5 separate regions of the Homo sapiens genome follow, and all the other regions are linked to region 1. A link is a loop called in an ENCODE intact Hi-C map of the cell type or tissue named here. Cell type or tissue: heart left ventricle. All regions are shown on one strand. Each heading gives the region's core, and the rest is flanking DNA. Links, peaks and the distances in the headings are about the cores only.

The links. Hi-C counts contacts between places; a loop is a spot of excess contacts. Peaks named below come from ENCODE experiments on the same cell type or tissue, not always from the same donor. Only the 100,000 strongest peaks of a DNase experiment are listed, where the experiment ranks them.
Region 2: it touches region 1 in a loop (2.7-fold over the local background); 43 of 110 quality-filtered maps call a loop at or near these places.
Region 3: it touches region 1 in a loop (2.2-fold over the local background); 19 of 110 quality-filtered maps call a loop at or near these places.
Region 4: it touches region 1 in a loop (2.4-fold over the local background); 33 of 110 quality-filtered maps call a loop at or near these places.
Region 5: it touches region 1 in a loop (4-fold over the local background); 99 of 110 quality-filtered maps call a loop at or near these places.

What each region holds. Positions count from the first base shown.
Region 1 is chr1:10,511,426-10,517,380 of GRCh38, forward strand. The region is part of intron 2 of PEX14 (peroxisomal biogenesis factor 14); the gene reads left to right. Among named protein-coding and RNA genes, the nearest start is that of PEX14, 39 kb to the left of the region's middle. In heart left ventricle, for the core only: a CTCF peak has its summit at 3,189; no DNase peak of the experiment used is centred there.
Region 2 is chr1:10,936,240-10,942,194 of GRCh38, forward strand. No RefSeq gene overlaps it. Among named protein-coding and RNA genes, the nearest start is that of CIROZ, 43 kb to the right of the region's middle. RefSeq lists enhancers at 854-1,438, 4,096-4,145, 5,377-5,942, 5,943-5,955 and a silencer at 4,176-4,255. In heart left ventricle, for the core only: no CTCF peak of the experiment used is centred there; DNase peaks (open chromatin) are centred at 2,742 and 4,112; H3K27me3 peaks cover 164 bases.
Region 3 is chr1:10,632,637-10,638,591 of GRCh38, forward strand. CASZ1 (castor zinc finger 1) reads right to left here. Exons shown (of 21, transcript NM_001079843.3): 21 at 3,968-5,955. Among named protein-coding and RNA genes, the nearest start is that of PEX14, 160 kb to the left of the region's middle. RefSeq lists enhancers at 398-1,361, 2,324-3,286. In heart left ventricle, for the core only: CTCF peaks have their summits at 2,566 and 2,776; DNase peaks (open chromatin) are centred at 2,295 and 2,615; H3K4me3 peaks cover 175 bases; H3K27ac peaks cover 3,030 bases.
Region 4 is chr1:10,785,882-10,791,836 of GRCh38, forward strand. The region is part of intron 1 of CASZ1 (castor zinc finger 1); the gene reads right to left. Among named protein-coding and RNA genes, the nearest start is that of CASZ1, 7.8 kb to the right of the region's middle. RefSeq lists enhancers at 1-293, 5,632-5,955. In heart left ventricle, for the core only: a CTCF peak has its summit at 3,046; a DNase peak (open chromatin) is centred at 2,880; H3K4me3 peaks cover 320 bases; H3K27ac peaks cover 1,696 bases; H3K27me3 peaks cover 299 bases.
Region 5 is chr1:10,864,210-10,870,164 of GRCh38, forward strand. No RefSeq gene overlaps it. Among named protein-coding and RNA genes, the nearest start is that of CASZ1, 71 kb to the left of the region's middle. RefSeq lists a silencer at 2,936-3,165 and an enhancer at 3,655-4,526. In heart left ventricle, for the core only: CTCF peaks have their summits at 3,102 (motif pointing left) and 3,330; DNase peaks (open chromatin) are centred at 2,870 and 3,102; H3K4me3 peaks cover 970 bases; H3K27ac peaks cover 195 bases; H3K27me3 peaks cover 2,972 bases.

The sequences.
Region 1 (5,955 bases), core at 486-5,485:
CCAGCTTTAATGCTATCTGATTGAGCGTGTCTCCCCTCAGATTTTTGTGTAGGGTTTAGAAATGGAAATGACCATGCACATCAGAGTTTAAATTTTCCTAGGAAAGTCTGCCATGAACTGTAGGACCTATAACTTCTAGAGATGGAGGGACCCCTGACATCTGTGGACTATGGACTCCTGACTTCTGTGGACTCTAGAATTTATGACTTCTGTGGATTGTGGGGCCTCTGACTTCCATAGACCGTGGGACTGTGACTTCTGTGGACCCAGGGACCTCTGAATTCCATGGACTGTGAGACCTCTGACTTCTGTGGCCTGTGAGATCTCTGACCTCTGTGGCCCGTGGGACCTCTGACTTCTGTGGTCTCTGGGACCTGTGACCTCTTTGACTTCCAAGTCTTCTGTGGACTGCAGGACCTCATCAACACGTGTATTGCCAGAAGAGAGGCTTGATTGTGTTAACCTGTTTCTCTCCAGAGGTGTCACATACTAGAATTTCTGCTCAGTCTTATGGCTTAGGTGGGGTGTTGAGTCTAAATATATATATTTTTTGAGACGGAGTCTTGCTCTGTCACCCAGGCTGGAGTGCAGTGGCATAATCTTGGCTCACTGCACGCTCCGCCTCCCGGGTTTACGCCATTCTCCTGCCTCAGCTTCCCGAATAACTGGGACTACAGGCGCCTGCCCCCACGCTCGGCTAATTTTGGTATTTTTAGTAGAGACAGGGTTTCACCATGTTAGCCAGGATGGTCTCGACCTCCTGACCTCGTGATCTGCCCTCCTCGGCCTCCCAAAGTGCTGAGATTACAGACGTGAGCCACCGTGCCTGGCCCAAGTCTAAATTTTTAAGGACTAGAGCTCTCAGACCAGGACTTTCTGGATCTTTTTTTCTGATACCCAACACTGTGGCACTTGACTAAGTCACCTGATTGATGACATGAGCATTGCTGGGTGTTGAAACACCTGGCCAGGGAAACAGAGACTTCTGTGGATTCATCCAAAGGATGGCAGACAGATTGTGGAATTTTAATGAAGGTGGGGTGGATCCCTGATGTTCGCCTGCTTTGAAGCATAGCAGAATCCCAGCATTAACTTCAGGGGTGTTGGTTGGAAACCTGCACTGGCGTCGGTGGTTATATTCCACATTTGTCAAATCCTTAAATCCAACTGAACTAATTTTAGAAGTAGCTAGTTATAATGAAAAAGAACAATATATTCAGATGCATAGGATCGTTTTTAAATGAAATGCTCCCTGTTCTTTTCCTTCTTTTTTTTTTTAACTTTTATTTTTTATGATGGAGTCTTGCTCTGTCGCCAGGCTGGAGTGCAGTGGCGTGATGTCGGCTCACTGCAACCTCCGCCTCACGGGTTCAAGCGATTCCCTGCCTCAGCCTCCTGAGTAGCTGGGACTACAGGCGTGTGCCACCACGCCCGGCTAATTTTTTGTATTTTTAGTAGAGATGAGGTTTCATCGTGTTAGCTGGGATGGTCTGGATCTCGTGACCTCGTGATCCACCCACCTTGGTCTCCCAGAATGCTGGGATTACAGGCGTAGGCCACCGTGCCCGGCCCTTTTCCTTCTTTTATAAAAGGCCTTTGGTCTCTTTTGGCCTTCAGGGTGAGCCATCCTTTGACTTATATTAGAATACATTTTTTTTCCTGTATGCCTCCAATGAAGGAGAGTGTGAGAGTGTTTTCTATGATGTGAGTGGGAGAAAATAGCGTGTTTTCACAATAGTTAACAAATTGATGGCTGTGAGTTTTGAAAGTGAGTTCTGTATATACACTGGGGTAGGATTCCACATAGAATGCTGTTTTTCACCCACCTGGCTGGTTGTCTGATTCTAACATAGCTGCTATCCCTGATTCTAGAAATCAGAAAACCACAGGCTGTTCACATAATACTCTACCCTTCTGAGGCTAAGGTGGGAACAGGATGGTGGCGGGGTTTGAGTCAACATGGTCTCAGTTCCCACCAAAGACCAGTGTGTTCCCCTGTTCCAGCCGACAGCTTGAACAAGGATTCTAAAGTTTCTGGCCGTTTTAATTGAACTGCAGTGAGGGGTGGCCCGATAGCCTGCTTAGGACATGGGTAATTACTCCTAGGGCCTGGGAGCCAAGTGTCCCTCGCAGGTTCCCTCTTGGTTCTCTACCTAAGGATATCTTCCCCTTCCCTGGGCAGGGCCTCTGAGGAACAGAAGGATCATTTAGTGCTCATGGCCTGCTCATTCCTTGGCTTCTCTGCTGAGCTATCCAGCAGGGGTGCCAATTCTTCCATTTAGCTGACTATTATATAGCCCTTAAAAGGGAAGGGTTTATTTTAGCTGGCTGCTATATTGATTGCTATAGGGACGTTTCTATTTTCACTGGCTGCTATATTGACTGGGAAAGGGAAAGGGGCCGTATTGCCGGGAGCTGTCATATTGACTGTTACAGAAAAGATCTGTATTTAAGCAGTACCAGTGCACTGGGATCTCCCAGGCAGGATATTAATGCTAATTCATCCGCTCACCCCCTGCTGTGAGTGTTATTTGTTTAAATCTGTAGATTCCCACAGCGCGTTTATATCCTCACTAGAGTGAGCTCCGCTCCCTGTAATTATTTAACATTATATGCTGATATAAATTGTAACAGTTAAAGAATGGTAATGAGTAGCCAAAAAAGAAAAAAAGAAGAAAGAAAAGAAGGAAATAGAAAAAAAGGAAAAAATGTATAAAATAATCTATGCCTCTGTGTGTGTGTGTGTGTGTGTGTGTGTGTGTGTGTGTGTGTGTATGGTGTTAGAAACGGCAGAGTCACCTTCTAAAACAGCAGTGAGAAACTTCTGTCATCCTTTCTCCCAGTTCAGGTTGATTTGTACGGTGCTGCTCAGCCCACGTATTGTGCATCTGTATGTGTGTATGTGCGAGCGCCTGTGTACGCACGTGGTCGTCACCCGCCAGAAAGATGCCATAGTGAGGTGTGCTATACTGTGTTGTTTGTGCACGTGTGTAACAATATACAGTGTTTGTTCAATGTCCTGGCAGGAAATTGGTCTATTAGCGATTCACCTTCTTGGTGAGTAGCTAATACCTTATTTTGTTCAAGGTTCCACGTTCACACAGGAACTTTGGGCCTAAGACGCAACTCAAGGGAAAGCCATTGGGGAATGCTCAGTTGGGATTGAACTAATAGGCCATTGGGTGTCACTGTCGCTCTACTGGCTATAGGAGAAAGAGGGGTTATCTGCTGGGGAAACTGGATTTCAAAAGAAAGAAGTTTTTCTGCTTGAGTTGGAGGTGTTGTCTCTTTGAGATGTTTGTCTCTCATTTGGAGATTCCTTTAAAAAAGTAGTTGTTTGCTTGTTTTTGCTACACCAAGCTTCTGGCATTTTTATTGTTCTTGAAAATTGTGTACTGATTGCGATCTGTTCTGCTATCACCTGCAGTGCATCTAGATGAGAACTTCTGTGTGCAGAAAACTGTCCCCCTTAAAAGCCTGGGTAACAAGGAGAGCTGATTTGGGCAAGAACTTGAAAAAGGAGGGAGAAAATCTCCTTGGGCAAATGCTTGCCACTCCCCTGCCGCCTGCCCCTGTGTAGGTGGGAAGAGAGCGCAGAGGGAGAGCCAGGCTGCTGCCTGGTCACAGAAGAGTGGGCTCCGTCCTCCAGCGGGCTCTCCAGCAGCATGGATCTGTGCCAGGCTTCACCACAATTCATACTGTGTCAGTTTAATAAATGCACTACTTAAATTATGAAATTACAAAAGAAAAAAGAGAATGCACTTATTCAGACTCTTAATACATTAAAAATAAGGCATTAAAACTCTGACTTTTTTTTTTTTCTTCCAGAATCAATAATGAACAGGAAGGGTTGTAGACATTAACAGTCATGGACATTCAAACTCTTATACATAAATTATCTTAGAAAAATGCACATAAGACTTGAATAATGTAAATACATTAATGCATTTAATAATTTAAACATTAAAGCGCAAGCAGGAATTTGAGGCCGAGGCTGTTCTGAGGTAAGGGATTGGTCCTAGAACTCGTGTGTCCCAGGATCGATGGGTGATTTCCCCTTGAGACACCCTGGAAAGAGAGTGCCTGGCCGGCTTGTGTGGCCGAGGATCCCTGGACATTCCTGATCTCAGCTGCCTCCCAGCCTCTTATTTTTGTGTATCCTGAGCTTCGTTCTCAGTTTCATGTTCTCTACTCCTGTGCTTCTAATTGTTTGTTAGAAAACTAAATGTTTCCACTTCATAGAACAATAAACTTTGAGAATGTCTTGGTTGAAAAACCAAACCAAAGTAAAAAATCCTTCACCCGGCTCTGGCTGCTTGTCTGCTTGTGATTTGAGAAAAAGGAAGTGGCTGCTCCTTGTGATCAGCCTGTCATGTCTCAGCCTGGAACTCCACTGTGTGCTGTGGTCAGGGGATCCAGGTTGTGACATGCTGACAGATTTGAAGACTGGATCTAATGGGAGAGCAGAAACGATATCCTATATTAGCCTCTGTGTGTTGGGCATAACGATGGCAGGTAGCCATGCCAGGAAACAAGACAGGTGCCATGGAGTTAGACTCAGTGGTCTGTGATCATACCTTACTTTGATTTGAGGGTTTAACCATTGGGTAGACTGATGCTACTGTTTTTTCCCCTTTCTTCCAAAATTGTATTTGCAATAGCAGAAAGTCACTGGAAACTCCTTTTCTGGCAGAATACCGAATGATCTAATTCAATTTTTGACATCTGCACTGTGAAATACCCTGGGCAGAACTAAGAAGCCAGGCCTATGTGTCTTAAGTTTTCATTTATTAATGCTAATGCTGTTCTCTGGTTGTTCCCTAGCCCTGTTTTATAGTCCAAATCACAGATGAGAAACTAGAAGAACTGTAGAAACTGTGTTACTGAGTACATAGTCTGAGAACTTTGTCTCTCTTTGTAGAAGAGTGTGTCTATTTGGTCAGTAATGCAAATGTTGTCCCACTGGGTTTGCTGTGGGACCCACTAGGTTTGCCGTGGGACCTTGAGAAACGGTTATCAGATGGCGGTGACTGAACCAAACCTGTTTTCATTATTGCCAGGTCCGTGGGAGTCTTTTACAGGATCTCAAATCTCCTGCCTGAAACTTTACCTGGGATTGTCTTGATTTGACCCAAGCCTCGTCTGTGCTGGCATCTGTGACTTTGTTTGCAACCCTTTCTAGTCTTTGTTGTGGCCAAGGACAGTCTGGTCTCCCAGCTAACATGGGTACAAACCAGCTTCTAGCTACTTGCAGGAGAATAGCTATGGGTTGACTTGGCATCTGAAGCAGATACAAACAGATTAGGCTGAGCTGCCCCAGAACAGCCAGAAGGAAAACCAGTACTTTAAAAACTGGTCGTCAGGTATTGGTTTAGAAAGAAAGTAGTTTGGAGAATGGGTGAGGACAGCCTGGTGAGTGATCCCGAGGTCACGGGCTGTCCTTGGGATGTGCTCAGATTCTTCTCTAGACCTGGAGAGCAACAGCCGTGCCTCACAAGCCCTTCTCCACATGTTTTGTTTTAAGATGGCAGAGCCTTTCTTTGCAGTTTTAGTTCAGCCTTGGGATGACGGTCAGACCTCGGTTTGTTCTTTTCTTTTCCAGTTTTCAGAGCCCAAGCCTGCTCCCTCTGTTGCTTGTCCAGCCTTGACCAGTGACTGTCTTCAGCCTGCACTCTGCATTTCACCCCAGCAGTAGGAAGAAGTGAGGTCAGAGGAGCACGTGAACCAGGGAGAATCGAATTCTCTTTGGATTTTGCTGGTCACACCCAGCAAAGCTGCTTTCTCTTCCCTTAAGTTCCAAGAACTGTTTGATGGCCTTAACTGCACAATTGGCTTGTGCCAGATTGAGATGTGTTGAACTGGGCAGTGGAGGTGGGGGTGAGGGGCAACTCCCTCTCCTATTGGGGGCAGAGTGCTGGCTGCATCAGGCAGTGATCAGATAGGCACTGATCGGGT
Region 2 (5,955 bases), core at 547-5,546, 420 kb after region 1:
TTTACGAGCAGCACCTGGGAGCCATGTGCCACAATCCCTCTGAGCCTCAAGGACCCTCATCTGCAAAATGGGAATATTGCTAGGCGCGGTAGCTTACGCCTGTAATCCCAGCACTTTGGGAGGCTAAGGTGGGTGGATCACCTGAGGTCAGGAGTTCGAGACCAGCCTGGCCAACATGGTGAAACCCCATCTCTACTAAACATACAAATATTAGCTGGGCGTGGGATGCGCGCCTGCAATCTCAGCTTCCAGGGAGGCTGGAGCAGGAGAATTGTTTGAACCCGGGAGGCAGAGACTGCAGTGAGCCGAGATCACGCCACTGCACTCCAGCCTGGGCGACAGAGCGAGACTCCGTCTTGAAAAAATCAAAAAGAACAACATGGGAATATTGTCTAGAACAAAGCAATCCAACAGAAATAAAACCAGCAGGCATGGTGGCTCACGCCTGTAATCCCAGCACTTTGGGAGGCTGAGGCGGGCGGGTCATCTGAGGTCAGGAGTTCGAGACCAGCCTGACCAACATGGAGAAACCCCATCTCTACTAAAAAATATAAAATTAGCTGGTTGTGGTGGCGCATGCCTATAATCCCAGCTACTCAGGAGGCTGAGGCAGGAGAATCGCTTGAACCGGGAGGCAGAGGTTGCAGTGAGCCAAGACCGCGCCATTGCACTCCAGCCTGGGAGACAGAGCAAAACTCCGTCTCAAAAAAAAAAAAAAAAAAAAAAAAAAAGAGTAAGAAGTACCAAGTGAAATTAATTTTAACAACATGTTTTTTTAAAGCCATGTTTAATAGCTTTAAAATATTATAGCTATTATATTAATAGCTCCAAAATATTATCCTGTCAGCCCATAGTCAGAGGTAAAATGATGCATGAGATATTTCACATTCCTTTGATTGCACCAAAGCTGAGCAGTCCTGTGCACCTTTTACCTGTAGGGCATTCAGACATGGGAGACCGGTGTCAGGAGCCACAGGTGGCCATAGTCCTGGACAGTACAGTTCTAGATTGGCAGGTTATGTCTGGGTTGGATAAACCCCCAGCTTCCAGAGCGTGCGCAGGTGAGAGGGTCCCAGCCCCCTTTCTCTCGGCCTAGCAGAGCCTCCCCTTTCCTTCCTTGCCAGCCTTGCCCAGCCTCTCGCACACAGCCAGGAGTCGGGCCCCTCTGGGGTGCTCCTGGAACCAGGACTGAGGCCTGCTGGTTTCCGGGGAAGGAGGAGAAGAGAAAGAGCAGGCTGGGCGGTGAGGAGGGAGCTGCTGCCTGGCACGGGGACAGGGTTTGTTTGCACCTCTTTGAAGCCAGGAGATGAAAGCAGGACCCACATGGGCTGCCTTTGATTTTCTCCTCCCTGGGCCCCACGCAGCTGCAGCCGGGCCGGGCCCAGCCCTACACTGCCCCAGGGGGAGCAGAAGAGGCCCTAGGCTGAGGGTGTTGCTCCCCTGGGTGGCTTGGGGTAAGTGGACAAGGCATCCTCAGCCCTGGGGGATGGCCCTCCCACAGACCCACCCGAAAGAGACAGCCACAGCCTCCCTCAGGAAGAGCCAGCAGGTGCGCTGTGCAGAACCTGCGGCCCCAAACCTCTCCTCCGCCAACACCCGGATGCCCACCCTAGCGGCCAGCCCTGAAGGACAAACACAGTAAGAGCACGGAGGCTGAGAATCGGGTGGATCTCTCACCCTCTCCAAGCCTCTTTCTTAAGTATTCGTTGAGGGCCTACTGTGAGCCGGCACTATTCTAGATGCCTCCCACTGTGTGTCACAGAGCAGATGGAATGAAATGACTGTTTAAAATGCTCAGCACTGCAGCCAGGCGTGGTGGCTCACGCCTGTAATCTCAACACTTTGAGAGGCCGAGGTGGATGGATCACTTGAGGCCAGGAGTTCAAGATCAGCCTGGCCAGCATGGCGAAACCCCGTCTCTATTAAAGATACAAAAATTAGCCGGGCGTGGTAGTGCACGCCTGTAGTCCCAGCTACTCGGGAGGCTGAGCAAGAGAATCGCTTGAACCAGGGAGGTGGAGGTTGCAGTGAGCCGAGATCGCACCACTGCACTCCAGCCTGGGTGACAGAGTGAGACCCTGCCTCAAAAAAATAAAATAAAAATAAAATACTTAGCACCGGGTCCGGCACATGGCAAGCGCCCAGTGCATTTAACCAGCCTCCCCATCATCATCGTCATCACTACTGCATTCTTCAAGGTCTCTTAACTGCCGCCAGGCTCTGAAGGGAGAGAATCAGCGGCTAGAACAGTGCCCACCCCTAGGTCCTGTCCCTCTATGTTCTGGCCTGACATCAGCCTCCTCCACTCTCCCAGATCCTTTGGGGGCAGCCCTTGGCATGGGGGAAGCCAGACCACTTCACTCTGTGGCCAGAGAATGGCAGCTCAGATCCGAGGCGTCATGCTCCAGAGACCCCCTGGCCATTATGGAGGCAAAGACCCTCAAGCAGCTGGGGGCTCCGGGTAGCAGCAAAGCTCTGGGGCCAGCAGGGGTCAGGGCCTCTGCTTTACCAGGGGGGGTGGCCTCTGCAATACTGGACCCCCCATCATTTCAGGCAGCATGGATCAGGTGTCCTAGGCCCTCCCCCCTATCCAAACAGCCTCTGGAGCCCCCGAGTCACCCCACCTCTGTGGGCAGGGAGAGCCACCTTTGTCTTCCTTCTTCTCCCGGCAGGGCGCGGACTGCACTGCTGGTTACAGCATCCTCCCACGCAGGACTTGCTCTGCTCCCAGGCAGCGCAGGGACAGAGGGTGGGAGGGCCCGTGAGCCCCTCTGGGCATGCACCTTTACTCCTGATCCTCCCTCCCTGGACCTCCTGCTGCCTCCTGTGGGTAGGGGAGGAGAGATGGTGAAACCAGGCTGGCGACAAGGAGCACAGTGGATAAGAACCAAGCACCGAGGGCTTGCGAATGACCGCTGGGTTTGTAGGCCTGGCCAATGCGGGCTCTTTCCAGGTGTGTCTCTGACCCTGGCATTGCTGTTTCCAGGCCGGCGTGGTCATCCCCATTTCACAGATGAGGAGACCAAGGCTCAAAGCCGTGGAGATGCTTGCCCACGATCACACTCTTAGTTAGTGCAGCCAGGATCTGATCTCAGGTCTGACTGATTCCAAGTCTGTGTTCTTTCCACCCACCCGCACTGCCAGGGAATTCAGCCCCTCTCCTTGGTGTGCTCACAGAGCCCCAGGCGGCTCCTCTAAAGCCTGAAACTGCGCAGCCAAGAAGCCAGCCCTGGAAATGACTCGTGGCAGATCCAATGCTGGCCTCGGAGGCAGACCAGTCAGGTAGGACTCTCACCAACCCCATGGCCTCGGACAGGCCACCTTACCTCCTGACCTTCATCTTCTCTGCCAGGGAAGGGGGATGGAGGCAGGATTTCCAGAAGCATGCGAGGCTGGCGTGATGATCTTCACCTTTTTAAATGCCTTAATAGTTTTAGATTTGTTTTATTGTGTATTAGAGCAGATAGATGTAACTAGCACATCAAATTCACAATTTCAGGGACATTTTTGCTTAGGTACTATCTACGTAAGTGAAAGAAGGGCAGCGATTTAAGGGAAAATACTAAGTAAATGAAAGCCCAGGTGGTTGGAGGATACGGCTCAGGGTGTGGAGGAAGATCAGCACGCTGGTGTCTCGGCAGCAGAAACCAGCAAGAAGACCTGCATTGACCAGATCAGAGCTCAGGTGGGAAGGGGCTGGAAAGGAGTGCCCTGGCCCCCCTGGCCACATGGACAGGAGAGAGGGACTCAGGGAGGCAGGAAGGCAGAGCCCAGGAGAGGAAAGGGAGAAAGCCGAGTAGATGCATCTACCCAAGGACCCCGCGTGGAGCCTGGAAGCCACATTGCTGCCTCCCGCCCTGGGCCACCCTGTCCGCAGCTGGCTGATGTAAAACACACATGTTTTGACTGAAGCCGCTCTCCCCCCACCTCCTGAAAAACGCCAACATTAAAGGGAGCGTAGCTTTGTAAAACTGAAACTGTAAAATGCTTCTGAAACCCAGCCTGGGGGATTAAAGAAACCACATGAAAAGGGACTCGGGACGACCTGGATGCTGACTTCCTGTTCAGAAGTTCGTTCAACATGTGCCTCCCACCCGGGCCCGTAGCGTGTATGGAGGAGTGGGAGGGAGGAGGAGGGAGGAGGAAGGCCAGGGCCAGTGGAGGCTGGCGGGTGCCTCAGGGGCCTCCAGAAACCCAGAGCATGGCTAAGTCTGAGGCCTGCAACCCTAGGCCACCGCCTTCCCAGGCCTCTGACCTCCAGGGGCTCTGGGGAAAAGGGTTGATGTTGATCTTGGCCTTGGGACCCTGCCCTGTAGTAACAGAGGGGTCAGGAGAAAAAGACCGTAGGCACCCGATGCCCTACCTCCCTGCCTCTGCCAGTCTCCCCTGCTGTTCCCAGCATGGTCCTCCCTGGCCCTGGGCATTCGGAGATGTAGAATGTGCTTGGATCCCAGCTCAGCCTCCCATCCAATGGTAGTTAAGAACCTTCCCCAGCCAGGCACAGGAGCGACTGTGGGTTCAAATCCCAGCTCTGCCATTTCTTAGCTGTGGGTCCACCCAGGAATCCTAAAATACTCAACCCATATGGCTGTTCAGGGGAATGTGCTCAGCAGGGTGCCTGGCATGTAGTAAGGGCTCCAGGAATGGCAGCCACCACCAGCAACCACCCACCTTCTCCCCACGGGGAGGTCAGAGCATGCAGTGTGTGTGCAAGGATGCTAGGGCCGGATGGTGCAGCCAGCGCCCTGTGCTGCGACTAGAGGGACGAGGCAGTTCCTCCTCTGCCCCTCTCAAGACTGGGTCCAACTTTCCCCCCGGTCCCCTTCTTACTACGTGGCCTTGGCCAAGTCACCTGCCCTCTCTGGGCTCAGGGCCTGCATCCTGGGGAAAAGAGGAGAAGAGGAACTGGGTCAAAGGTCCCCTCCAGTTCAGATGTTCTAGTTTGGGGCCAGAGGATGAAAAGGAAGGAGGAAGCCTGTCTGTCCCCTATGGCTGAGGGACCCCAGCAGGTGTAATAAGTGATTTCTGGCACTACGGCTGAAGACGGGGCCCACTGTCCAGGGCTGTGTCTGGGAGAAGCCCTCTCTATGGACACTCACACCCCCCGGATCTTGCACAGGTCACACAGACACAGACAGCCATCCATCACCCACACACACCACAGGCCACTGGGTGGCCACCACCCCCCGGCTTCATCACAGCCCTCCCTCTGCTACATAAACTCCCCATGCCCTCCAGTGTCCCCCGCAATCACTTACCTAATATTAGGATATTAAAAAATATGGCAAGATTTTAAGAGACTTATTAAAATGCAATTAGCAGCGTGTACGACTTAAGCAGAGAGATTATTTTTAAAAATGACTTGATTGTGCGGAATACCACGCACCTTCCCGAGGCCGTAAACCTGCCAATCACACACGTTCTCAAACGAGGAGGTTTCCTTGCTTTCTCTTTGTCCTTCAGGCTTTTATCCTGTCCCCCTTCCCCCAGTGACCACTAAGGCTATCGTCCCCAGCCCACAAAAGCCACCCACCCACGAACACAGAGACCCCTCCAGAGGCCCCTCAGAAGGAAGCCAAGGGTTAATGAAATCCAAAGCAAACCCTGGAGAAGCTTTGAGAAAGCAGCCACGGGGTGGGCAAGGGGATGAAGAAGCCCCCTCCCACTTACTCCCACCCCCATGGTCATCTGGATCCGGGCAGAGGCTGCCACCAGGGTAAGGTTGACAAACTCTCCTTGCCATGAAGGGACAAGGGGTTGGAAGGGCTGAAGGGAGGAGGAAGAGGTCCCAGGGAGGGGGCTACTGCTGACCTTCTCCGAAGGCTGAGCCTCAGGGACCCGGGCGTCGCAGCCCCCGGCAGCGCCCACCGGACGGGCTGGAACGGTGGGTTACGCTGCCCCCTGCTGCTCGCTCTCTGAACTGCAGCTCTGCTCCCGGGACCTAGTATCGGAGCG
Region 3 (5,955 bases), core at 595-5,594, 120 kb after region 1:
AGCGCCTGTCAGGCCCTTTCTGGAAGGGAGAAGATTATTAAACTCAATTACAATGTATTTTTATAAAGTGTCTTTTAGGAAAGAACTAGCCCCATGCTTGGAGGCCGGGGGACAGCTGCCCTGACCTCACCCCGGACCAGCTCCCTCGGTCCCCGGGGTCTGTCCCGGCTCCTCCGGTAACTCGCTGGTTCTGCCTTGGGCAGGGGCATCTACTTTGGGAAGGACAGGGGACCTCCCTTGGTGTTTGCGACTCGCAGGACAGGCCAGGAGGCGGGGGAGTTGCCTTCGGGGGATGGTAGGGTCTCCGCCCGCCTGGGGCTGCCAAGTCCTTCAAAAGCCAAGGCTCCCAGAGCCAGTCCCATCCCAGGACCCTGGCTGGGACAGGGAGCGCCTGGGTCAGGGGAAGGGGCTGCTGAGTTTGTACCCACAGGTGGGATGTGTAGCAAAGCCAATCCACATAGAAGGGGACAGAGATGCGAGAACCTGCCACCTGCCCATCGGCTCCCTGTGTGCCCACAGAGTCTCTTTCCCTCTTTCTTTGTTTTTAATAAACGCATCTGAGCAAGCTGTGTTCATCTTTCGGGGCCCTCACACCCAGGTACAGGTGGAAGAGTTTTCTAGAAGGTTTCGCTTCTGCCCTCCTGGCGGCCCAGCCAGGAGCATGGAGGCGCTGGGTCTCCGGCCTTGCCCCAGACCCCTCCCTCTCCAGGTGACCACCCTGTCCCTGCCCCAGACCCCAGGAGGGAAGGGGAGGGCAAGCAGGGGCCATTCTTCAATGGCCAGACATCTCTGTCCCCAGGAGTTGACTTAATTTGTCTTTTGTTTAAACTGGTTTCTGCCAAGGCACCAAAAGAAGAGGTCAGAGCCTCCAGACAGGGCAGGCACGGAGGCGCCAGTGAGACCTGCATGCAGGTGGGAGCTCCAGCCTCAGGTGAGGTGCGCTCCTGAGGTGTAGCACCCAGGTAGACCTGGAGGGCCTGGCCGCTCTTCCTCCTCCTGCTCCTTTGCTGTGTACAGGGGCTTCCCACCTAGGGACTGGCCACCGCCTGGCCAGGGGGAGCCACGCCCGAGCTGGCACATGCTGACATGCATGTGCGTGCACATGTGTGTGGCACCCTCACACTCACGCAGGGCCCAGTGGGCCCTTTTCAAGAGGTCCCCATGTCCTCCTCCAACACGTGCCCATTGCAGGCCACAGCTCAGACCACAGCCTTGGCACTCTCTTTAATGCAAAACGGGTCTGAAATCTCGCCTGGCATTGAGGGATGACTACCTGAATCATGAATAAACCTTAATAATTTACTTTCATTGAGCACTTTATAGTTTGTGTTCTCCTAGAAGAAGAAATGAGATACATGATATGTTCATCAGAAAGATGCCTGAAACCTTTCCTTGCTCCACGACAGATACTGGAAGGACCTTCTTTCAAGCGACAGGGTCATGGCTTTAAACACCACCATGACACTTGGCATCCAGATGCGTTATAGCCCCAGGGGGAGGAGCCAGCCTCAGGGAGGCTCCGGGCAGCGAGGTTCTTTCTTGGGGATCCCTGCCTCCTTCCAGTGGTGTGGGGCATGGGGCTTACTGGAGGCCAAGCCACTGGGTCCAGCTGCTCCAGCGCTGGCTGTGGGCCCCCTGGGAGCTGCCGATTCCTCCCTGACCTGCCCCAGAGGGTGCGGAGGCACCTCCCAGCAAGGATGGCCGGGGCCTGGCTGCTTCATTCTCAGACAAGGCTCTGGGATTCCAGCCCTTCAGAGGGCACTGCTGCCAGCCCTGGTCCTAGACCAACGCTACCTGTGGGGCCAGGGCCACCTCCCGTGACAGTGGATGGGCAGCTGGCCTTTGCCCAGTGGCCTGGTATGCTGCCCAGAAAGGGGGCTGCCTGTCGCCATGTCCAGGCTGGGGCAAGGCCGCTTCGTGAGCGCCAAGGCCCGGCGCCCACGGGTGACTCAGGTTGCTGGTGGCGCCCCTGCTGGGCCAGGTCCGTGGGAGGTGGGCAGGCCCCTGAGCTCAGCCCTGAGCCTGTGCGGCGGGTTCTGGCCCTTTCCAGGAGGTTGCAAAACACTTGAATTTGCCCCAGTTTGGGTGTAGGAGCATCACACACCACAGCTAATTAAATCCCAGAAGGAAAGCATGCTTTACTGCATTTCCTACTGAGTCCAACAAGCCACAGGGAGTGCCGTGGGACCTGGGCCCATCCCAACCCGCAGCTGCAGGCCCCCTCCCGGCTCTTGGGGGCGGTCTCAGAGTGGGCAACACATGCCTGGTGGGGGTACGAGCTTCTCTCCACCCTCTGGGGCGGGGCCTGGGATGTGGCATCATGGGCTGGCCTGGGTGCAGCGTCCTGAGGCCTTGAGATGCCTCTGAGAGGTCCCCGAGTCCCCGTTCCCCTTCCTTGGGCTGGACTCGGGGCCCTGCTTGTCGTGAGGTTGGTTGACCCTGGGTGTGGTCCATCCAGGCCCAGAAGACCAGGGGGCAGTTTTGGGGTCTGGCCAAGGTCAGCAAACCACCCTGAGTCCCCATTCTCCCTCCCCTGGGCCCCAGGAGTCAGTGCTGCCCCAGAGAGCTGCCCACTGTGCCGGAGCCTAGAGGGAGCTCTGTGGCTGCACCACCCACCCACCGGCTGCTCAGGGCTTGGCTCCCTGCCTCGCTTCAGGCCCCACGGGAGGCCCACCAGGGCCTGGGAAGCTCCAATAATGGTTTTAATTTGTTGAACTTGTGTTTTATCCCATAAATTAGTCACTGTTTTATTTAACAGAATCAAGATATCCGCAAACAATAGGCGAGTTCCAACTTGAACATTTTAATAAGACAGAAAAAAGTATATATTTTCATGTCTGTTACAAACATATTTATGTAAATAGCCTGTGGGCTGCATTCCAGGAGGAAAGAAGAAAGGGAGTGCCCGCGCGCCGGGGCTGGGCTGGAGACGCACTTCTGCGGTGGGAAATGACACAGGCCTGGGCGCTGTGGGCTGAGGCCACTCCCCTGCCGTCCCTGGTCCCTGGTGCCTGGTGCCTGGCCGGCTGGTGCCAGGCTCAGTGAGGGAGAAGCGTGCTGCGATAACCGAACCTCTCCAGCCCCCAAGTCTGCCTGTTTCCTCATCGGGCAAGTGGTTGTGACATCCCTGTGGCTGGGGTGTGATGAGCCGGTAAGACTCCTCAGCGTGGAAGAATGTGGCAGATCCCGCACACATCCCCTCCCCAAGGTCCCAGGAAGCTCCGGCCACCTGGAGTCCAGCTCAGGGAGGGGCTGCCAAGGTGATTCTCACGATGTGGTGTCGTGAGGAGCCGGCCATCAGTTGGAAGTGTCAAGACAAACTCTCGGAGCGCCTGGGAGGCCTGTACTCCAGGCTAGGTCTGGTGGACACTCCGGCCACTGTGCTTCCGAGGGAGCCAACCACGGTGCCACCAGGGCTGGCAGCTCAGGCTCTGGGCTGGTGGCTACGGACCCAGGAATTATCGGCCCCTTCTGGCTCTGCCACCCTGTGCTCCAGGCAGGAGTCGCGCCAGCATCCGGATTGGATCCGGGTACGCGCCGTTCCCAGCCCGGGCAGGTCCCTGCAGGAAGGAGGAAGGAGCCGAGGGAGGAGGCAGGAGGGTGGCCCTGCCAACGCCGGCCCAGCAGCCCAGGAGAGGAGAGGGTTGGCTGGGGTGGGGGTCCTGGGAGGCTGCAGGGCCTTTGTCCGACGACCCAGGCCTTGGTGTCAAATGGCTCTGCCCAAAGATGGCTCCTGAGCCCCAAGTGGGGGCTTCAAGCAGGGCTGGGGAGGAGGCTACCCTTCTGGCCAGGCCAGGAATGAGCCCCCTACCTCTGTCCCCAGCAGCCCGGGGACAAAACTGGTCTGTTCCCCGCTTTTCCTGCCAGGGTCGAAGGGTGCCCAACTCCTCCCGTCACCCCACCGGTGTAGCTGGGTCATGGCCAGCCGATTGGGGGCGATTTTAAGAATAAAAGATAACTTGATAGATTTTTTTCCAGTTTTTATTGAGTGAAAATGTCAAACCTTGCATCAGTCATGCAAAAAAAAAAAAAAAAATCAAATAAATAAAACACATATATTAAATTTCTAATAGCACTAAATTCAAGTGGAAAAATATTCAGTTCTTAATAACCAGGTGCCGAGGAGACCAGATTCAAGTAATCAGAGCACACGCTGTTCAGCTCGGGTTTCACGTTCTGTATTTTTTTTGTCTCAAAACCTCTCTATATATCTCTATATATCTATATATGTATATACATATAGATATATACACACACATATGTGCATACATATTATTTGATATTTATATATATACACATACATAGTTATAAAACATTAAAAAGAGCATTGGTGGATCAAGCATTGTTTCCCCACAGAAAGAAAATAAAACAAAAATTACACGTTAAAATTCAAAATGAGCTAGCAATGGCTTATAGTCCTAGTGTGCAATATGAAGTTTACAAAAGGCTAGACTCCGCACTGTCGGCATCTTCTTCTTTTCTTCTTTTTTTTTTTTAAGTTTGATTTTGCTACATTGAAAAAATGTTTGTGTGTGTGTGTTTTTTTTTCCTTTACAAAACTCCTTCCACAGACGCCCGGGGCCTGTGGCGGGTCACTGTCTGGGCAGATGCTCACAGCAGCACGTGGTGCCCACAGAGTTCAGGAGGCTCTGGTAGGGGCTGTTTTAGAAAATAACTGATTTCCTGTTGAATCAGGTACGCTCCGTGCGACCACTCCTCCCTCCCTGCTCCCTGTCCAGTTCGGGTGGTCCTGGCTTTCTGGCTGTGGGCAGCTGAGAGGACAAAAGAAAGGAAGAAAAAAGGGAAAAGTAAACCACTGCCCCCCAGTTGAGCCAGGTTCCTCCTGGAGACCTCTGGGGAGGAGGCTTCTGGATGACAGCCTCCCCGCCAGCCTTCCATTCCCTCCTAGGCCTGTTCTCTCCCGGTGGCCCAATCTGACACCAGCTGGTGGCCTGGAGTAGGGAAGGTGGGCAGGTGTGGCCTCGGGCAGCCTGCCCTCGCAGGGGACTCGGTCCCCGGGGACCTCAGAGCCACTGGCCAGGTGTGTGCCTGCCAGGTCAGGCCCTGGCCCGGGCTTCGATGGCATCATCATCTCCAGGAAGGGGGATGTTTTGCAAAGGGAACCCAATCTGGGTAGACTGCACCAGCGAAGAAGCATCCCAAACAAAGTAATAAAACAAACTGGAAAAAAAAAAAAGCCCTATAAAGCCACACGCATCACCAAGAGAGAACTCAAATGTTAAATTAACTACAAACTTGGATCAACAGTAATAGTCCTTTTTTCTTGTCTCTACAAAATTCAAGTTAAGAGTTGGAATCACGCAGCTCCCATCAGTGCTATTGTGAAGACAGACAGCCTCAAACAGTTAAGGCCTCTACAAAAACCCTGGACCAAATCCCACAGGATAAACGGGACTGAGCCTCCAACCTCAGGCCGGGCCCAGGCGGGTCTGCACTCTCACCACGCCTGCTTTCTTCCTTTTTGTTCTATGTAGAATAATAACCTTTACAGGAAAAATACTGTACAACTTTCTTGTATTTTTTTCCATTTTGAACATTAAAGCCAAAACCAGGCGCATCCTTCCTGTTTGCACCACCAGGGTGGCCGAGACCCCGCCCCGGCCCCCAGCGGGCTACTCTGGGTTTTGGACGCAGCCTCGGTTTCCCTGGGGCGGAGGCTGGGGCCAGGGAGTCGCCAAACAGACCCGACCCAGGCCTGGGGGAGCAGCCGGGCCCTGGGGTGGGGCTGAGCTGGAGCTCCGCGGCTGCTACTCCCGTGAGGCTTCCTCCACGGTCCCTGTAGTGTCACCCGTGCTGACTGCCTTCTGCCCGTCTCCCCCTGGGCAGGGGGGAGGATCCTAGCTGCATGAGGGAGGCCCCGCCAGCGGCTCCAGGAGCCACCCCGCCCTGGTGGCGCGCGGTGGGGGTCCCGGTGGCCCCCAGCGCCCGTCCCAG
Region 4 (5,955 bases), core at 410-5,409, 270 kb after region 1:
CTGGGATCCTCTCATCTAATTCTCATGGTCCACGTGACGGGAATTCCAAGTCCCATTTTACAGATGCGGAAACAAAGGCTTCGAGGAATGAATCGTCCAAGTGGAGGAAACACAATTCGCCTTCAGCTCAGCCTGGCTCCTGATCCCACGCGCCGCTCCCTCTGCCAGCCACACAGCCTCCATCTGCGAGGCGCTCTCGTGGGCACGACTCTGGGATTGCCAGCACCCAGAATTCAACTCACACTGGCAGAGGCCACTGGCGCCTTGGGCCGGTTTCCAAGATCTGCCCTCACCCCACCCCACCCTGGCCTTCTGTCCCAAACAGCTCCCATGATGACCCACCTCACCCCACCGAGCTCCAGGAACACTTGGTCTGGCCAGTGTGGGAAAGAAAGAGCAATGGCCCCTGCCCCACTTGAGGGACTGACTCCGCATGTGGGCAGAGTCTTCATTCTCATCCCCTCCAGACCCAGCAGCAAAAACACCAGGAGGACCCCAGGCAGGCCAGAGAGGTAAAGGACAAAATGCAGAATCTGTGTGCAGCACCACGTCACCCTGCACTAGGGGCCCAGCTCCAGACAGACAGAGAGCAAGCTCTCCCAGTTCCCCTCTCCATGGCAATCCCTGATAAGCCGCAAGTGTTTCCGTGTCCTCTCCCGCATGGGTCTGTAACACACACAGACATGTGGTCCTAACATTTCACACGTCTTAGCTCGTGTAACCCTCACATCAGCCCCACGAGGTAGGTACTATTATGCCCATTTCATAGATGAGGCACCGGCCAGTTAAGTCACTGATGAAAGGTCACACGATTTTGATCCCCAGCTAACTCGCTCCAGAATGCACCATCTACACTATATACAGCTCCTCAAATGAACCTGTTGGCTCCAGAGGCACAAAACAGTAAAGCACACCCCATATCCTGAATGGGATCCCCCATTCTGCCTGAAAGGCAGCCCCCAAATTCACCCCCAAGTTCCCAATGATAACAGAACCAACCTGCAACCTGACACAAAAATGTAACCCCAGCACCACCCGCGACACCCAGGCTCACGGCTTTCTGGAATGGAATTCACAGGGGTCCCCTTTGAGACTGATACCATATGACATAAAAACCGGCTCCCCTGACCTTGGGGACACCTTGCACTTGACAATGCCAACCATGATAAATTCTTCGTTACGTTTAATTACTTTAAAAAGGACTTTCATAGCTAAGAGCCCAGCCAACCATCAGGACACCCTTCCGAGGGTGGTACGGTCAGAGGCCATTTGACAAGAGAGGAAACTGAGGCCCAGAAAGGTAAAATGACTACCTAAGGCCACACAGTGATTTACTGCAGAGCCAGTACCAGAACAGGGTCCCCAGATGCATAGCCCATCAGGCCACATCTCGCAAGACCTTAAGTGTGGGGCTCGCAGAAGGGTAGGGGAGTGGACAGTTAGACCTGAGTGGAGCTCGGGGCCACCCGTGTCTCACCCCGTCCCCCGATCCCCAGCCAGAGATGCTGGGGCCTGACCCATGGTCTCCCCAAGGATCAGATTTCCCCGAAATTCCCGAAGGAGCTGTGGGGACGAGTGGGCCCAGAAATGGCCCTCACATAGCGAGCGGCACAGCTGAGCTCCCCGGGGGCGAGGGGGGCGGGCGGAGCTGGAGACGCTGGCACAGCCCTCATAGGTACTCTGCCAGCAATTAGTGCTGGGGAAGGGTGCCAGCCTGGCAGAGCTCATTCCCCCACCCCTTCTTCTCATTTACACACGCGCACGATCACCCGCACACACACACACGCATACACACACGCTCACCCACCCAGAGACCATCAGCAAAGAGGCAGCGAGGCTTCCTTTTGGTAAATCTCATCAGCAAGGCACACGCAGGGCATGCAATTTGGCCATTACTGCTCTTAAACAACAGAAAAGCAGAATCCACCCGCCATTAACCCATCCCACTCTCCCTCCGGGCTTCCCACCGGCTCAGGCACCAGCCTTCACCTCTGACTCCCACACATCCCCTTTAAAAGCTCCCCAGAAGTTGCTTTCCAAAAGAAACACAGAGTTTGAAAAAATGTTTTTTTTTAAAACTATGATAAGTCCAACCTGAATTGTGCTATTCTCCATGCTGACATCTCTCCACAGAGCAAACTATCCAAGGTTCAAACATGACCTTGCCTAAGACCGTTGCTCAAACATCTTAGAATCCCAGAGAACGTTAGCTGGATACGGGGATGTTCTCATCCAGAACATCCCTTTATATGTGCCCAAGAGCTCTGCCATTAAGGGGATGTATCCATTACTGTGGATAGGGGAACCGGGAGAGCTGCCTTTGGCTTGGTGAGGGGCATCGCTACCTGAGCAGGTGGGGTTCCTCACAGAGCAACCTGAGTGCTAGCCCCGATCCACCTATGGGGTCCCCTGGGTGACAGTTTGACAGCACTCTCCTCTCCCAGTGCAGAGGCAGGCAGGTGGGAGTAGTGGTGGGGACCGATCTTGCCTCCTCCCTCCTGCCCCCCTGCCTCATCCTGGAGAATTGGAAAGAAGCCCACCAGAGCAGGGGGCCCTAGAGGGTCCTTAGACTGCATTTATAAGATCTGCGAAACCCCTCAAAGTATAAGCAACATTTATGCTTACGAGATTTTTTTTATTAAGAGGATTCTCAAAGGGGGCACATGGATTCAAAAGAAGGGAAGAAGCACAGCCCAGAGACTGCCCGCCGTCAAACCAAGGCTCAGCAGTGCCTCACACCCAGGTGGCCAAGGATGGAACAGGCGGAGACCACAGGCAGGACTCCAGTCGTCTTGGCAGCAAGTGTCCCTGACCGCTGCCTCCTCACCCGGGAGCTGCCCCGGCCTCATCCTTGCTTTGCCTGGAAGCTGGTCACTGGCAGGGCTGGCCCGGGAGCTGTGCCATGCCCTGGGCCAGCGCCCTCCCTCCTGTGTGCCAGGGCTTCCTGCCCAGCCAGCAGAGGCATCGCACAGAGGAGCCCACCAGTGGGGACAGAGGGGAAGCCAGCAGCCGCTGCCGCTCTGCAGAACCTCGCAGATCCTCTAAGCCACCTAGTGTCCAGAGCTGAGCTCTAGCCACCACTCTGTCCCTCCTGCTTCTCACAGTGGCCACTGCAGGGGAGCCCAAGGGGACAGTAAGGGGGAGCGTGGGGTGGGACAAGCCTCCTCTAACCCTACCCCCACCTGGGCCTTCTCCAGGGACTTGAGGCCAGGGGTCAGGAGCCAAGCTGTTTGGGGACATGGCGCCCAGGAGAAAGCAAATACCCTGTGGCCCCTGCCCACACCCCCCACCCAAGACAGGGCTGTTCCCATCACCCCTGCTCCTTGCTCCTAGCAAAGCCCCCTATCTTTGAGATCCCCTGGGTCATCTCAGACAACCCATCCCACCTGGGACATCTTGGGGTCCCCCCACCCCAGCCTCCAGGCCTCCTGCTGAGCCTCCCAAACCCTGGGCCTGCCACTTCCCCAGGGCCTCTGCCTGCCCCCCGCACCCCCTCCTCTGCTGGCTCTTTTCTCTGTGTCCTCAAGACTCCTCTCACCTTGAGAAGTGTTAGGATTACCCAGCATTTACACTCAATGCGCTTCCTTATTCCTTAAGACTTATTAAGAATGATAATGAGTTCCGAAGGAGCGACACGTCCCTGTCTCTCTCTCTCTCTCTCTATCCTCCTCTCTCTCTCTTTCTCTCTCTCTCTCCCCGCACCTTCACTCTCTTTCTCTACGTGTCTTTTCCACCAAAGACACATAGGACAAATCCAGACCAAAAGGGAAAAAATTTCCAACAATATGGAAGAAGGGCACTTGAGAATTTCTATTCAATAAACCCATCTCTCTTCTTCCTTCTCCCTGGTTGTCCTCAATTATTCCAAGTAAGAAAAAAAAACTCCCCCTTCCCTTCACACTGTCCAGGCCACCCCTCACTCTGCCGGACTTTGAACAGGGGGAACAGGAGAAGGGCCCAGCTTGCCTGCAAAACCTCGTTAACGTGCAGCTCTTAAACGCTTGATTAATTTTTGCAGAATTTACGACAGGCTTTAGCTTTTTTTCCCCAAGCTGTGGCCTCAGAGCCACAGCAACTTAACTTGGTGAACTCAAGGGGGCCCGAGGTGGGGGTGCCCCCCTCCCCCAGTGGCCTCCTGCTGCTGGCACACCAGGCAGCCCTGCAACCAAAGGGAGCCACGCAGATGCCACCGCCCAGGCAGAAGACAGACCCACTCGCAGAGCGGCGTGGCAGCCAGAGGAGAGATCACCAGGCAGCCAGAACCACGGCTGACTTCTGGCCATCTGGGACTTTTTAATTTCAAAATAAGAAAGCCAGTAGAAAGTGGACAGAGAAGAAACCAACACGGGGTGCTGGCAATGATGCTTCCAGCCTGCACCCTCCCAACCACGCCACGTATCCCGGGCACAGGGACCGGCCTTATCGGTCTGCCGGGCTGCCCTTCAGAGAAAGGGAAGAACAGATCCTAATGAAATTACGGTTTTTAAAATGTCTATAAATTAAATCTCTCTCCTCTCTCCGTGAATCTCCCCCTGAGCTCCCTCTCCTCTACCAGGCTTGTTTGCCTCTCTTCGGTTCCCTCTGCTCATGTCTGTTTTTCTGATATAGACATCAAGAGGTTACGGGCTCAATTACAACTCCGCTGGAGTCTCAGCATCAGACTGGCTCGGCCTTCTCTTCTCCTCTTCAGAAACAAGATACCAAATAAATCTCTCTTCTTTATATTTTTATTTTCAATGCCAAAAGCCTAAAGATTCATTCCGTGGACTCACAGCCTTTTTGAACTTCGTTCAGATGGTGGGGAGAATATTCTTTTTAATTGTGTGTGAGTACAACATAAATGCTTCTCTCTTTATCTCGTTCCCCCCTTGTAAGGACACACACAAAAACCTTGGCTATGCCTGACATTTTAAAAAGGGGGAGAGGATGGTATAAATGTACTTAATGTATGTCTATAAGAGGGGGCGAGCGAGCCCTGGAGAATATTAGTAGGACATCTAGCACATTCTAAAGTTTGGGGGGGGACATCATGAGGAATCTTATTAGCAAAGGTCCATTTGTAAAGGGTAGATCATAAAAGGTGATTTTTTTTTTAAAAAAGAAAAAATTTGCTTCTACCTTCCCTAATACTGCCACGAGATGCAGAAGGGGAGATGTGCCATCTATATAATTTTACATCCGAAGAGACCCTCTTCCCATCAAAAAAAAAAAAAAAAGTTGAAAAATCCAAGTGTTAGTCAATCATCAGAGCTGTTGATTCCCGAGAAGAAGAAACCAGCTCTGAGTTGTAGGTCTAAGGGGAAAAGCAAAACAAAAACAAAAACCCCACTATACTTCTGGAAATATTAACCAGTGGGGATTCCAAAAGCTACTTTTCCTGGAAAAAGCACTTGAGACAAAGGTCGGAGAAAGCGGAAGCTGAAGGTGAAGCAAAAAGAAAAACTTAGTCTTTCCAATTAACTAGACTGGGAAAAAGAAGGGAGGTGGGAAAACACATTACTACCAACTCATTAATTCTTTCCTGTAAACAATTTAATTAAATTCTGCTAAATACAGGAGAAATACTTATTTTGGAGTGCTTCCCCCAACCTCAAAAGCAAATTCCTCCAGGTTCCTCCCCCCGTCATGCTAACACCTCCCTTGTCTCCAAACTACACAACCTTTCAGTGGGTTTCCAGCCCAGGCGTGGACTGCACTGCTGAGGGCTGCGAGAATGACAGCCTCATATGTCTGAAAGCTGACACTTCAGCCTTGAAAAGAAATGGGGGAAAATAAGCTGTTGACTTCTTGGTTAAAGTATTTTCTTGTTCTACTCATGTTCTTATGTCACTGGGCTAAAAAAAGAGAGAGAGAAAAAGAGGGGGAGAGAGAGAGAGAGAAGAGAGAGATGACTTTCCTTGAATGATCTGTTTAACCTAAGCCAGAGGAAAAAAAAGAAAGTCATTAATTACTTAT
Region 5 (5,955 bases), core at 593-5,592, 350 kb after region 1:
CAGCTCGCTTTATGGAGATCTTCTCAGAGTGTCTATATTGCTGTATTTGTGTGCGTGTTTGCGTGTGCGCGTGTGGGATCTGCAGTTGTGTGTGTGTGTGTGTGTGTGTGTGTACCTTTGTGCACCTGACGATAAACACTTGCTCCAGTTCAAACTCTCGCCCAGAACTCGAGGAGAGAGAAAACAGAAAATCACCAAAGAGAAAAAGTTAAGGGCTGGAGCGGGCATTGTTAACCCTTGCAGAGCTTCCAGACAGAGCTGGGGTGGGGCTGGGAACATCTCCTAGCTGGACCTGCTGTCCTTCCTCTGAGAACCACGTTCACCTCTGTGTGCATCTCCCCTAAGCTCCTGAGTCTTTTCTTGAATACAGCTCCAAGAAGGGAAAAAAAGATGCAAAAAGAAGAGAGAGAGAGAAAAAAACAAAATAGGAGGCAGAGTGGGGGGAAAGCAAAAGAAAAGAGAAAAGAGAATTAAACCATTAATCTGCCTGGATTTTCCACTTCATAGAGTAATCAGTTTGGAAGAGACTGAAATAAAGTGGAATGTATGATTGCCATCACCTCCTCCCTCCAGTCCCCATTTCTTATTTACAGAAACACAAGGAGCTAGGAAGGCGTCCCCTCTGCCCTACACAAAGGCCCCCAGTGTCCGCTCCAGGAGGGGACAAGGACCCCAGCCCTCAGCCAGAGCTGCCCGCTGCCTCAACACCCATGTGGCATCCTCTCTGAGCTGGAGGTGCAAAGCCAAGATGATTTAATTTATCGAAAGGACAAGGATGTCGTGTAGCAGATTTAATCATCGGAGAGTTTAAAAAAAAAATAAGGACCGGGCTAATGTCGTAATTTACATTTCAGGATAATAAAGAGAGAAAGACAGAAAAGGAAGGGGCCTGTAGCCTGCAAGGGGAGCAGGGAGGGGAGAAGGACCAGGGGGCCGAGGGAGCCCAATAGATTTGCCTGAAACACCAATAAATTTAAAAACAAACCCAGAAAGCTAAAGACAGCCCCTGGAAAGTGCTGGGAAAATGGACCATCGATTTTAGACTTGATCTGCATTTCGTATTTTAATAATGCTCTCTCTGTCTTTCCTTTTCTCTCTCTCCCTCTCTCCCTCTCTCTCTCTTTTGCAAAATATAAAAGCTGATCTGATAAATATTAATTTGAACCATCATAATGTATTTGAAAATTCCAGCTAAAATGTCACCACATGGAACATTAATGTAATATTTCAAGGCCCTGAGAGCAATACTCATATTGATTGCATTTATTTCACTCTAGGGAGGAGAGATAATTCTTCAATGTGGGACACATCTGGGAGCCAAGGAGGCAGAGGCTGAGGGGAGAAATGCGAAATTATATATGGTCATAAAAAATACAAAACAGAAAATCCTCCCCAAAACTCTCTCCTCACCCATGGTGCCCCGCACCCAAACTTGCCATTTTCATTTCCCAGAGTAGCCTGGGGCCCGCGGGAAAGGCAGAAGCCCAGGGCCCTCCGGGACCGCGGTTGCGGGATTGAGAGCGGAGCAGCCTCTCCCAGGGCCCCACTGTGTAAGCCTGCCTTGGCCAGGACAGACAGACAGACAGACAGACAGACAGACAGACAGACAGAGGGGCTGCCCACTGGAGCCTCCAGCTCGCTGGGTGAAAGTTTGTGAATGCCCAAGAGCTGTGAGGTCCTGGGAATGGGGAGAGAAGAAGGAAAGGAGGGGAGGGGAGAGAAGAGAGGAGAGGAGACAGCTGAGAGAAAAAGGAAAGAAAGAAAAGAAGAGGAAAGATACCAGGACCCAAGGGAGAGGAGGGGAGAGGAAAGGAGAGAGGCAAGCAGGAGTGAGGGAGAGAGAGGGGAGAGGAACGGAACAAGGAGAGAGAGAGTGAGAAGGAGAGAGGGGACATGAATCAGGAGAGAAGGAGGAAGGAAGAGTGAGCCGGGAGGGGAGAGGACAGGAGAGGCGGAGGCGGGGTGGGGGGCTCGGGCTGGGCCGTCTGGAGTCCCAGCTCCTCTCACTGTCATTAAGGATATTGATGTGCTCAGGCGTCAATGAGTCTTTGTACAAGTGAAAGGAAATCCGATGCTTGTGACCCTGAGCCCACGCCCTCCACCTGCCCCCCAACCTGCCCCCCCACCTGCCCCCCCACCAGCCCCGGCCCTGGAGCTGAGGGCTGGGAGGCCGAGGGACCAAGCCCCCCACCAGGGGCTGAGCTGCTCAGACTCCAGGATCCCAAGTTTCCCCAGCCCAGCGCCCCGTGCAGGAGTGGGGAGGGGGGGCACCTTGAACCTGACCCTTCTGATGTCCAGTGCCCAGGGCCCCAGAGCTTACTGGCTGCTGTAACCAGAAGAAGGCTGGGCAGGAACCCCATCTCAGGGCCTCAGCCCGCAGCAGGGTCTCCCCAAGACCCTCCTCCTTGCTTCTCAGGATGTGTGTAGGTTTTGGGGTGCTGACTTTTACAGCACCTTTAGAAGGCCAGGGGCCGGGCAGAGAGAAACTCCAGTGGCCCAGGGACTGGCCAAGGTCAGGCCCCTCTTTGCCAGTAGTGTCTCTGCACAAACGTCACCTCCCTGGCCATCCGAACAGCCCCAGCCGAGTTTTATTTTCTGCAGAGCGCTCGCCTGGAATTATCTTCCTTGTCTGTTTACATGCTTTGGATCGGCATCCCACCCCCGCAACCTTTGAATGTAAGTTTGAGAACGATGGGGCCGCGCCTACCTTGCTCCCCATCACATCCCCCGCCCCTCACGCTGAGCCAATGCTCCCTCTGCCCCAGCTGACTCGATGGAGGACGGACAGACGGACGCTGCAGCCTCCGCCCTCCGCTCGGCCAGCCCCCCGCCTGAGCCCGCTTCGAGGCCGGGTGACCCAGCCTCGCCCCCACCCCGGGACCCCTCCCAACCCCCGCCGCCCCCGCAGCCGCTCGAGGCTGCGCGCCCCCGCCTCCCCGGATCCGTCACTCGCGGAGCTGCCACAATATTGTGAAGGCTCCGCGCTCCCGCTCCGCGGCGCAGCCCGCAGCCCGCGCGGGGGCCGTGAGGGAGGCGCGGGCGGGCGGGCGCCGGCGATGAATAATGCATGACCAAGGCGCCCCCTACCGGCGGCCGCGGGCGGCGCGGGGACGGCCCCGCCGCGCCCGAACCCGGCCGGACCCAGGACCCGCACGTGTCCCTGCCCACCCGGGAGGGAGCTCCTGCCTCTATCCCCGCCTCAACCCCGACCCGGCCAGGCCCTCCTCCCCCACCCTCCACGTCAGGGGAGCAGCCTCCTACTCACGCCAAGACCGAGGAATGAGTTTGGGGAGGCGGGGGAGGCTGCACAGAGCCCAAGCCAGAGCCCCTTCTTGTGCTCCCGGGTTCGCGGTGCAGTGGGGACCAGGACCCCCCCATTCCGTCTCACCCTCACCCCAGGGCTTCTGGACCAGGACTTGCAGCCTCAGAGAAGGACAGGCTCGGAAGGACAGAGCAGAGAAGGAGATTTCATTCGTTTATAAAAATGAGTACAAACAATTTCATAAGAGTTTCCAAGTTTCTGCAGAATATTTACAACGTTGAGATATGAAGGCTTTTTTTTTTAAGTTCAAATGAAATACGGGAAAGCCCACTGTGTATAGATGGGTCTGTGTGGTTTTAGAATAAGGGTCCGGGAAGTGTCTTCCTGGGGTCTTCTTGGTGGGAGGATTGGATCTTCTTGGCTGCAGACGATCTGCTTGGGTGGTAGAGGACACGGTGGGGGGAGCGATGACCAAGAGCAGGCCCCCGCCGGGCTTGGAGTGTCCCCTAAGATGCCTGTGTTCTCTGGGGATCAGCCTGCACGCAGTCGCCTGTTCTTCAAGCCTGCCAGTCCTGCTAACAGGCAGGTAATGAGGAGAGCAGAGGCCTCTTTCAGGCAGCTGCTTTAGCTCCCAATCACGCAGGCCCCTGGGGAGCTGGGCCAGCCTCTCGGCCTCATGGCCTCTCCTCACTGAGAACAGATTCTAATGACACCCCCCTTCCATCCCCCGTGGTTCCTGCTGTGCCCTGACTCCCTGCCCAGCCTTAATAAGCCAGAAGGCAGAAACAACCATCACAGGGGCTGGGGACCCAGGGCCATTTGTTGAGCATCTGCTGAGATGCTGGCTCGTGTTGAGATCTCTCGTCCCAGCAACACTCCACACATTCAGATTGCAAGCCCCATATTACAGATGAGGAAAGCAAGGCCCAGAGAGGTGCGGCCATGGGCCAAAGATCACACAGCTGCTCAGAGATGAGCCAAGAGGCGTGGAGCTGGGCAGAGGAACTCCATCCCCCCACCCAGACGCTGCTTTGTGTCCCGGACCCCATGTCCAGGAGATCAGATTCAAACCTTGCGCTGGGCTACAAGCCCTCCCCATTGGAGCAGCAGTTGGTCTGCGTCACTAAAAATGAGTTGCAAACTCAATTGCCCTGGGCCTAGACTGGCAAGGCAAATGCATGAAGTGGGCCACACATGCAAACACGTGGTTCCCACAAGAGTTTCCCAAATCGTTTGGCTCTTAAGGAAACAACGGTTTAAGGTGATGATATCTGACAACCATTAGCAACCTTTGCCCTGGAATCTTGCTCCTTCAGGCGAGGCCTGGATTCCAGCCCCTATGTGCCTTTTGCTTGGCTCTGTTACCTTGACCAAGGAGTCTTACCTCTCTGTTCCTTCATCTGTAAACTGGAAATAAAAACTCTACCTGTGTCCCAGGGGGGTGCATGGGCCAGAAGAGAGGAGGGATGTGTAGAGTCCCGCAGGACGGCCCAAGATAATTCTGTCTGCTAAGATAATTCTTGTTAGTAAGTTGGGGGTCTCACCCCTCCTTTATTTGGGCGTGATCCCCAAAGAAAACGGTAAGAGAGAGGGGAGGCAAAATGCAGGAAGCCGTGTCACAGGCCAGTTCCTGTGTGGGTGGCCGGTCCTCAGCTCACCTGGGGACCCTGCAGAGCCTGCGGATCTCCGCTCCAGACTGTCCCAAGAGGTGTTGGGAGCGGGGAGGAGGTACTTATTTATCCACTAACTGTCATCTGTCATTGGTTGAAAGTCACAGGGGGCCAAGCTTGCTCCTATGGCCAGAGAGATGTCCTTGGGGAACTTGAGTTGGAGTGACGGGAACTGTCAGTAGAAGCTGCAGATGCCCTCTGGGTAGACCAAAGGATATGATGGGGGCCCAGTGCCCACTCGGGTGGTCTCACGCCTGCCAGCTACACTTGTCATCAGCAGTGCCCACCTTGGCTGTACAGGCTCTGGAGCCAGCATTGGGCCAGATTCAGCCCCAGCTCTCTTAAAGGGGAGGGAGGATGCTCACTTTTCCGTAGAATGCGTGAAATGAGAGCTGGGGGAGACAGGTGGGCTCCTTGCCTTTTAGGAGCCAGACACAGGAGTATTCAGTTCAGCCTGGAGGCTCAGAAGCCTTCCTGGAGGAGATGACATTTTCCCAGCAGAACTCTGAGCTGAAACTCAGTTCTCTGTGCTGGGGCCTAGAGGGACCTCACCCCCCCAACTGTCCCTTGTCACCAAAGCTGCTTCTGGCCGTGGTAACTAATGTCACACTGCTACGGCTGGAGTGGGGAGGTGTCTCTGCCTCTCCCATCATCCTGGACTCCAGGACAGCTGTCCTCCAATCCAGACTCTGTCCTGCCCCTGGTGCTCCTGGGTGCAGGGTAGACTCTTTTTCTTGAGAGGGGGTTAGGGAGGAGAGAGGGTAGTTCTGAGCCTAGGACCTGAGGGGCTACCTGAGGTTAGCCAGCAAAGTTTTCAGAACTTTAAACAAGCCTGGGGAGCTTGTTTAAAATATAGACACAGATCCCACTCAGATCTCTATGCCCAGAGCATCCAGGCAGGGATTGGAAGTTCTGCATTTTTAAAGCAAGCATCCAGGGCCTCCTCATGCAGTTGGTGGATTTGGGTTGGGGACCCATTCTCCTGCTCTGTGCTGAGCTACTAGTCATCTCTCCCCACCTCGT